Regions from separate parts of the Homo sapiens genome. Here region 2 is linked to region 1. Evidence: read pairs that join two places in POLR2A ChIA-PET (ENCODE). Cell type or tissue: PC-9. All regions are shown on one strand.

Region 1 (5,000 bases):
TTGATGCTCTGAGCTAGCAAGTTTGATGTCCTTCTTCTGTTCCCTATTCTAGGTCTGGGCTTGATGTTCACCGATTTTCCCTCAGCTCCGACTGTGGCTCCTCTCAGCTGACTCTGACCCTGCTCTCAGCCGGGCTGCATCTGCCCATCTCAGGTAAACATGGCTGAGCCTAGGTAAACTGTGGGACCTCTCAGCTGGAGCTCCACTCCTGTGCGTGGAACACCTGGCTGGTTTGGCAATTGAATTAGACACTGGGAAGGCATGAGCTGACATCGCTCTTCCTTCAAATATTTGGAAGGGGCAGTTTCCTTATTCACTACGGCCTCGAAGCAGAGAATGAGGAATACTGGGGCACTAAAAGGACTGAGTGTAACTTAAAACAAAAAGGCGCTCGACAGCAGCCAGAGCTACCACAGCTGTCATTTTGTCCTCACTGAAAGGGCTCCAGCAAAGGCTGGATAACCATCAAGTGGCAACACTCTGGGAACGTTTGCAAAGGGAGCCACGCATCCTACAGATAATTTTACCAGCAGGTTTGCAGGTTCCTTCAGCACTGAGCTTCTCAGATTCTAAACTTTTATACTTCTTTGAGTTAAAAAAAAAAAAAAAGTCAGATGCAGCTGGGCGCGGTGCCTCACGCCTGTAATTCCAGGACTTTGGGAGGCCAAGGCAGGCGGATCACCTGAGGTCAGGAGTTCGAGACCAGCCTGACCAATATGGTGAAACCTCGTCTCTACTAAAAATACAAAAATTAGCTGGGCATGGTGGGGTGCACCTTTAATCCCAGCTACTTGGGAGGCTGAGACAGGAGAATTGCTTGAACCCGGGAGGCGGAGGTTGCAGTGATGAGATCATCCCACTGCACTCCAGCCTGGGCGACAGAGCAAGACTCCCTCTAAAAAAAAAAAAAAAGTCAGATGCTTGACTAGAAGGGACAACTCGGAGTGAGAACTGGAGGGTCATTCGTGTGTGGTTGTTGCCAAGGAGGAAATTAAAAACTGAGAAACAGGAGAGTTAAAATCTAAGTTGGGAGAGGGGAACCTCAGATCCCTTCTGAGGATATAGTTAAACTGTCTGTGTTTTCTGTGCCAAACAGAGCAGCTTAGACCTAAAGAATGTCAGCAATTTTCATCCTCCCACACAGCTACTTTATAATAATTAGTTTTACTACTTTTTTTCACAAGCTATTACTTTAATTATTTTAATTAAGTTGTTCATGCACTTGCGTTGCTTACAAGCACTTTTCTTTTTATAGCACATCAATAAACAGCAGAGGGAAACTACCACCTTGGAAGGAGCCAGGCAGTTTCTGCTGGGTAGGCCGCAGCCTGGAACATGGAAGTAGCTTCTTCCATCCTACACTGGAAACCACCCAGCATCCCGGGCCCTCCAGAGAAGAGCCAGACTCCCTTCCCTGGGAAGAGACTATAGTCCTATCTGTATCCTCCGTGGTCATTGCCCCTCAGTCACAGCAATGAAGAGCAAATTACCTGTTTTCTGTATGTTCCTCTGACAACAACTGCCACAGAGTAAATATGAAAGGTTCTGGATGATTCCTTGTCAGCTTTTATTAAAATTCCACATACTTGGCATTTCTTAGCTATCTGGGTTGACTCCTGGTTCCACCCCTTACTAGTTGCGTGACCTTGAAAAAGTGACTTACCTTCTCACATTCTCAGTTTCCATATCTGTCAAGTGTAGGTAAAAGCACCAAACTGGTAGAGTTATTTTGAGAATTATATGAGTTCTGAGTGAGAGGGTGCTAAGACCTTGCTGGTTAGAGTGGTTTTTCAATCCTGATCACCTCCTTCTCCCTCTTAGCTTCTTTTCTCCTCCCCCTCCTGCTTCTAGTCTAGGCTTCTGGCAATTTTGACGTAACAAAAGTGGGATTCCTTCATTCCTGACTTCAGAGCTTTTCCTTACTTCAGTATTGCATGATAATTCTCAAGCCTGTTCTTTACATAAATACAAAAAGGAGAAAGTGAAATAGTAGAGGAACCGACCGATTTGAAGGAGCTGCCACTATTTGATTCCTCCTGTTAGGACATCTGAATGACCCCAAGTTCCTGTTCTTGAGGCTGTTGTATCATATTCTTAAAAGCTATGCATGCATTCTGCTTTGAATGTGTCCCTCAGCCTCATTCTTCTCCACTTGCTGGGGGCCATCCCGCCCCACGGGAAGGTAAGTTCAGGCTCAGAAGGAAAGACACGACAAAAAAATCTTGCTTTTATTTTTGTTGTCTAAAATCATGTTTCATGCTCTTCTTTGAATAAAATCCAGGACTCCAGAGATGACCTGTTACTTTTCTTTCAGCAAGTCTCTAATTTGCCGAGGAGTAAACTTGTAATGAAAAGAAACCAGAACTCCCCAAGGTAGCTCCCCCTCACAGTCATTCCTCAAGGCAGGGGATCTTTAGAGCAGACCTCAAGAACTCCATCCTTTCTGTGAAATAGGGCTGCTAACTCAACACCTGTTAAGTATGATTTTTTAAAATATATTTTTTGTTAAAACTTTGATTAATAGAGACAGAAACTTTCACTCCAAAACCTTTGCTATGATTAGATCTAGAACAGAGACTATTTGGTCTACGTTTGAACTGAAAAGTTTGCCCTTGACCTCGTGAATTGTATTGTTCTAATTAAAGTGATAACTGCAGTATTAGCTTTTATATAATTCCAATAACCAAATCGAGACTGCCCATTTAGGTTTTCAAAAGGAATCTGTTAGCACCATCTTGTGACTATTTTGGTACCGCTTAAAGAACAAAATTTTCAGCCTGAGGCTTGCTTGTGTTCAAAAAGGCGTCTTCTCGCGCCCTCTTGTGATGTGTTACAAAACTGGGAGAAACAACAGATACAGGATAACGCCTGTGGTTCCAGGAATTGCTCTTCCTGCTATCATAGCTATTAGTGATTCTTTGAAAAATCACGGCTATTAATAAAAATCACTTCTATTAATTTTGCTTGTAAGTTAATAAAGCAAATTACAAAGCAAATATATGTAATTTGCTTTATTAATTTACAAATATAAAGTAATATGAGAAATAACAATAAAGTCTCATTGTAACCTCAAAAATGGAAATCAAGGTAGGAGGCTGAGGAGGGTGGATCACGAGGTCAGGGGTTCGAGACCAGCCTGGCCAACACGGTGAAACCGTCTCTACTAAAGATACCAAAAATTAGCCGGGCGTGGTGGCACGCTCTTACTTAGGAGGCTGAGGCAGGAAAATCGCCTGAACCCGGGAGGTGGAGGTTGCTGTGAGCTGAGATTGTGGCGCCACTACACTCCAGCCTGGGCAACAGGGTGAGACTCTGTCTCAGAAAAAAAAAAAAAAAAAACCCACAAAAAGTTAAAGCTGGCCAGCCAAAGAAAACATAAACTATACTTATGCTATTTCCTCACAGCAGCAGCACTTTGGTTCGTAAATGGAAGTGCCCGCCATCTTGGTAACTAAGCTTTCTACACACTAGGTGCTGCTCTAATTTTGTCACATGTGCATTCGCACCACAAAGAGGTAAGCCCTTTACCATAATCCTCATTTCCCAAAGAGAAAACTGAAGCACAGAGAGGGAACTGCCAAGGGCCAGTGACTGGTCAGTGACAGAGCTGGCGGGTGAAGCTGGGACTGAAGGCCAGCCACTGCAGGGGCCGAGGGAGAGCTTTCCCCTTGTTTCTCTGAAGGTTCTCTGAAGAAATCAACTAGCAAAAAGCAGGTTAATTGGAAAAAAGGCATACACATCTATTTAACATGTATATATGGGCGCCTTCAGAATGAAGACTCAAAGATAAAAGAGAAATTGTCCATTTTTATGCTTAGGTACACCACAGTATGGACAGCCATGTAGAAATATGACTGGATGAAAAGAGTATGATCCAATGCTAATAGACTGAATGGGGACGCCCAGCAAAGCCTGTCTGTCTGGATTCTTCTTGGCCTCCTGAGCACCATTCCTTCCTTCTGGGTATGGGGCAGGACCCTGTCTGGAATGGGGGGGGCGGTTATACGACTCATAGTCAAACAAGGTGGGTCAGATAATTTCTTTATAGCCTGTTTTTATGCAGAAAAGTGGAGGGAAAATTAAAGTAGTATTTTTCAGTTTTATGACTAGCTTTGGGGAGAAAAGATTCTGGTTTCTATGACCTGCCTTGGGGGCAGAGGGATTCTAGTTTCTATGACTAGCCTAGGGCAAGTATGGCACTGATAGGGCGGAAGGGCAGAGAAACGGTTTTGCTTCTAAGGGTGCTTCCAAGGCCTTCATTTTGAGGCATTGATTTCTGAGCCCCAACACACCCCTACTTCACACTACCCACGACTGTGACTTTGGGCAGGATTTTAGTGTCTATTGCCACCTGCTTTTAACCTTCATTGTTCTCCTAGCCCTTTAGCAATGTCATCTAAGCACTTGGTAAACGGTGGTGTGAGTCCTGAAAAAAGCACCTGAAAAACCTCGCATTGGAAGTGGACTTTAGGTGTGATACAATTTGAAGTGCAATATAAGAGATATTGATAAAATCTCATTTTAACCTCTAAAATGGAAACAAAGAATATCCTTCCCATTTTTGGCCGGGCGCGTTGGCTCACACCTGTAATCCTAGCACTTTAGGAGGCCAAGGTGGGTGGATCACAAGGTCAAGAGATCGAGACCATCCTGGCCAACATGGTGAAACCCCGTTTCTACTAAAAACACAAAAATTAGCCGGGCATGGTGGCACGCACCTGTAGTCCTAGCTACTTGGGAGGCTGAGGCAAGAGAATTGCTTGAACCCAGGAGGTGGAGGTTGCAGTGAGCCAAGATCACACCACTGCACTCCAGCCTTGTGACAGAGTGAGACTCCATCTCAGAAAGAAAAAAGAAAGAAAGAAAAGAAAAGGAAATCCTTCCCATTTTTTTACATTTGTTAAAACCACAAAATCTTAAAGCTGGCCAGCCAGGCAGTTGCCATATCTGTGCTGTACATTTAGGAGAAACTTGCAGGCTTTCTCAACCTTGGCACTATT
Region 2 (5,000 bases), 560 kb before region 1:
TAGCTTGCAGACCCCAAAGGCAGGGAGAGAGGACCCTACGTCCCTTTCTCATGTTTCCTCCTGTTGACTAAAAGATGCCTGCGTTTGAATCTACAATCCACAGGGATGGCATTACAAGTCTTCAGGCAGCTGAAAGTCACAGTTGTTCAAACCAATCATTGTGGCACTTGACAATGTCAAAAGACTTGAGAGAATTTCATAGGTGAAAAAAAAATCTTACAAGCTAATGAATGCTTAACAAAAGCTTCTCTATGGAGCTGAACTAGTTCAGAACATAAATGCTGTTTAGGGAGACTGGACAGGAAATGGGACACCCCTGTGCAGGTGGGAAGGGGAGGGGGGCAGACAGAAAGCTTCCCTGGATGATTTCCTAAGAATCAGTGCCTGTCTCCTGGGTCCTAATCCACTTGATCTCTGGTCAGGATTTATTTCCATAGCCCCATGAAACCTGGTGATTGGACCCTGCTCATGAAAGTCTTAGACCAGGTTCCAGTTGCACAATCAGCTAGTGCCCAGTGCCTATAAAGTATAGGACTGGATTTCCACATGGTGCTGGGAATCAGCAGTGAACTGTGTCCAAAGCTCTGTCCCAGCCTGACCAGGACCTCTTAGGTTAGTCCATTCCCCCACCCCAGCCACCACACCTCCATTAGCTCTTTTTTTCTTATGTTTTCTTTATATTAATGCTCCTTTTTTTAAAAATAAAAAACAGAACAGCCTTCTCCTTCTAGCCAGCTCATCCTGCATCTCTTGTGTTGGCCTCAGGACTTTTACTCAACTCCTTCTCTATTCCCTACTTGAATCCCCTCCTCAAGTCCCACTAAAATGGTGATTTCTGAGTAGCCTTATTTGTAAGCCAAATGCTGTTATTGAAACAACAAAGTTGTCAGATGATCAAGAACTTTGTTGGTCCCTTTAAAGTAAGCATATGCTTGTCTTCGAATAACTATCAATTGGCCACATTTCACAAAGGAAGTTAAGAGCAATCAGGAGTAACTCCAAAATATACTCTTCAGGGAGAAACTACGTAAGCCAGCATTGACTTTTCAAACAGGCACATGAGCATTATTTTAAAAAGGACAAGCAGCAGGGCACAGTGGCTCATGCCTGTAATCCCAGCACTTTTGGGAGGCCGAGGTGGGTGGATGATGAGGTCAGGAGATCGAGACCATCCTGGTCAACATGGTGAAACCTTGCCTCTGCTAAAAATACAAAAATTAGCCGGGCGTGGTGGCGTGCACCTGTAGTCCCAGCCACTCAGGAGTCTGAGGCAGGAGAATCGCTTGAACCCAGGAGGCAGAGGTTGCAGTGAGCCGAGATCGGACCACTGCACTCCAGCCTGATCAACAGAGCGAGATTCTGTTTCAAAAAAAAAAAAAAAAGACAAGCAAACCAAACTATGTACATTTTGACCCTAGCCTTGATACTTATTGTTGAAGCTGTAAAGGAGGCCCCACATAGCCTGTACTGAGACAGTTGACCATCACCCAAGCCCTGTCCCTATGGTCTAACAAACCTCTCCTTGGCAAAGCAACGACCTGAAGTTATCTATCCCATTCAGGAGATCGTATGGCAAGAGCTTCACTAAGCAGTCAATGAGGGAATACTTTTTCAAAGAGCATTTTCTATAGCTTTCTATCTGGTTTCTCACACATCTTCAATGACATCTGAAAAGCTTTGCTGAAGTGAAATGTATTTGTCTGTGGCCAGGTTACTCAAATTGCCTCTCTTCCTTGCCAGGGAATTCCAAAATCTGGCAAGAGATGTCTTGTATAAAGTCCCACACAGCAGGAAAGAAAAGCCATGCTGACACAGAGGACTTCCAGAGGATTAAACACAAACCACATTTTTAAACAAAATAGAGTAAGCTAAAAAGTAAGCTAAAATAAAATCTTACTCTGGTTACCCACTTTCAGAGAAGCCACTAAGCCATCAGAGGCACTGGTGCTACACATTAGCATTTTAGTTTCTTAACTTGGACACACCACCAGCTAAGCAATTGCTGCGTCCAGGTAAATTTAATTGAGTTTAACATCCCTCAGTCCTAGAATCTTTCAACGCTAGTGCCTGTGAACTTACCTAACGACCAGAGGCAGGTGAATCTCATGGTGCTGATGCTTTTATCTCTCCTGGGCTGGGGCATCATATAAGAGGGGATTCAAGGGTGTATCAAGCACTCTCAGCCTGGGGGCAGCTGTGTACTTTTGGCTGTGAGTGCTCTCAGAGAGGCACAGAGGTGCTCTCCATAGAGAGGCACCAGGAGCCAGGCATGCTCCTGACCGCTCCAGCCTCTACCTGCCCAGCACGCGCGCGGCTGGTGAGTCACAGTGTGATGCGGACAGGTCCAGGAGGTTTGTTGTGTGCTTGCTTCATATCATAGGGCACTTCCTGTCCTGAGCTGAAAGGAAGGGCTTTTTTAAGAGATGCATATTTTTTAAAAAATTCATTTTCTATATGTGTTCAAGAAGGTGCATGGCAGCATTATCTCTAAGAGGAAATCACTGGAAAAAAAGTGCCTGCCATTCAGGGACCAATTTGAAATAAATACGATTTTCCACATAATGGAATAAAAAAGAGGAGGATGTGTATTTGCTGCTATGAAAATGTCTCTAAGATATATTGCTGGGTGGAAAAAAAGCGAAGTTGCAAACATACTTAGGCTTACAGAAAGGTCCAAATCATGCTTATTTTTGTATATGCTTAGAAAAATGTCTGGAGCAATTCACAAGAAACTTGAAGCAGTGAAGACTCCAGGAAGTAGAACTGGGGAGGAGTGATCTTAATTTTTCTGCACTTTTTGAATTTTCTTTTTGACTCTGTATGTACCTAGGACTTTTATAATAAAAGGGGTTTTGAAAAATTCCTTTCTTGCCTAATGAAAAGTATTCTCGTCAGCTAGCCAGTAGCTTCCAGCAAACAAAAGGTTTCCATCAGCAATCAAGCTGCAGTGAATAAGTTTGAAAAGAGAAACTCAATTTCCTAGGAAAGTATCTAGAATAGAAGATCTCAATGAGGCTGAGGGAGGGAGGTATCCTCAGCAGTATCTGGTAGGTTCTGATACTTCCCAAGCTGAGAAGCATTAACTAAACATACTGCATGTTAATTCTTTCTAATTTTATAGGATAGAAAATGTCCGCATATGAAGCAGAGATAATAATATAATGAACCCCCATGTCCCCACCACCAAGTTTCATTAATTAACTTGGCTAACTTTGTTTCATAGCCAACCCACGCCCTACTGTCTTCCCACCCCCAAACATGCCATTTTATCTGCGGAAATGTACTACTGTAAGTTAAAGACTCTCCCCTTTGTAAACATTACCACAATATAATTAAGTTTTTTAAACTGTCGATAAGCCATTATTTTATTAAATATCTAGTAAGTATTCAAATTTTCAAACAAAATCTATATATTGTATTTGGTTGTTACGTCTATTATGTCCATTTTATTATAATTTACAGAGCTCTCTCCTGGAATTTCCTTGCAATTTATTTGTTGAAGAAACCAAGTTATTAGTCCTGTAGAGTTTCCCACATTCTGGATCTTGCTGATTCTACTGCCTGTGGTATTTTTTAACATGCCTTTTTGTACTCTCTACTTCCTGTAAATTGGTAGGTAGATCTAGACTTACTCTGATTTATGTCTAATTCTTTGCCAATAGGTGGTATGCTCTGCCAGAAAATAAAGTCTTATGTCTTCCTATTTGTGATCTAGGCTGCCCTTGATGATTATTACGGGTTGAACTATGTTCCCCAAAAGGATATGTTGAACATTTACCCACCAACGCTGTGCCTGTGATCGTGACCTCATTTGGAAACAGGGTTCTTACAGATGGAATCAGGTTAAAATGAGGTCATACTGGATTAGGGTGGGCCTTGATTCAGTCCTTATAAGAGGACAATTTGAACACAGATAGACACAGGGAGAAGACAGCCATGTGACCATGGAGGCAGAGAAGGGAGTGATGGTTCTACAAGCAGAGGAATGCTGAGGATTGCTTGCTGGCAAACAAAAGGAAGAATTCTTTTCTAGAGGCTTCAGAGGAACACAGCCCTGTCAGTATTTTGATTTCTGATTTCAGCCTCCAGAGCTGCGAGACAATAAATTTCTGTTGTTTTAAGCCACCTGGTTTGTGGTACATTGTTATGGCAGCCATAGGAAACTAATACAATTATTGATACCCAGAATTATTATTTATTTAAGAGCTTGCAAATAATATTTCTTCTGCTTTCTTCTTCCTCCTCTTCTTCTTCTTCCTCCTCTTCTTCTTCCTCTTCTTCCTCTTCCTCCTCCTCTTCCTCCTCCTCTTCCTCCTCCTCCTCTTCCTCCTCCTCCTCTTCCTCCTCCTCTTCTTCCTCCTCCTCCTTCCTCTTCCTCCACCTCCTCCTCCTCCACCTCTTCCTCTTCTTCTTTCCTTCTCCTCTTCCTCCTCCTCCTCCTCCACGGGCATGCACCACTGTGCCTGGCTAATTTAAAATTTTTTTTTGTAGAGATGGGGGTCTCGCTAGGTTGCCCAGGCTGGTGGCAAACTCCTGGGCTCAAACAATCCTCCTGCCTTGGCCTCTCAGAGTGCTGGGATTACAGGCATGAGCCACCACACCTGGCCCAATATTTCTTCTAAATTATTGGCTGGAATACTCCTATAGAAAGAAACATTCCCTTCTCCACTATTTGGTTACCCTGAGGTTCAATTTATATGGCAAATGTAGATTCCTTTGCTTTGCTTTCCTGTTTTCAGAATAATGAGTTGGTTCCCCAGTATTATCCAAAGGTGAACAATGGTCTTTATTTTTCTTTTTTGAACATCATTATAAACTTGTGAATTTCCAACAGAATTCATGTGGATTTCAGTCCTTTTTAGTTATTCTTATTCATATTAACATTGTCCCATTTGTGGCCAGTGAGAGCCTTGACAAGTTGACTTCTGAGTCCTGTTGACATGACCCCAGGGATCTCTGACACTTCCCTCACTATCTGGTATATCATGGTGTTTAAGCTT

Evidence for each region. ChIA-PET counts read pairs that join two places held together with the same protein. Peaks named below come from ENCODE experiments on the same cell type or tissue, not always from the same donor. Only the 100,000 strongest peaks of a DNase experiment are listed, where the experiment ranks them.
Region 2: POLR2A ChIA-PET joins it to region 1 with 5 read pairs; 1 of 35 experiments calls an interaction of 5 or more read pairs at or near these places.

Annotation. Positions count from the first base shown.
Region 1 is chr1:94,333,257-94,338,256 of GRCh38, forward strand. ARHGAP29-AS1 (ARHGAP29 antisense RNA 1) reads left to right here. Exons shown (of 4, transcript XR_002958338.2): 3 at 53-153; 4 at 1,256-1,550. Among named protein-coding and RNA genes, the nearest start is that of ABCD3, 83 kb to the right of the region's middle. In PC-9, CTCF peaks have their summits at 2,799 (motif pointing left) and 2,998; DNase peaks (open chromatin) are centred at 2,765 and 3,925; H3K27ac peaks cover 1,728 bases.
Region 2 is chr1:93,773,118-93,778,117 of GRCh38, forward strand. It overlaps a transcript of BCAR3 not described here. Among named protein-coding and RNA genes, the nearest start is that of MIR760, 71 kb to the right of the region's middle. In PC-9, no CTCF peak of the experiment used is centred here; a DNase peak (open chromatin) is centred at 2,324; H3K4me3 peaks cover 3,107 bases; H3K27ac peaks cover 5,000 bases.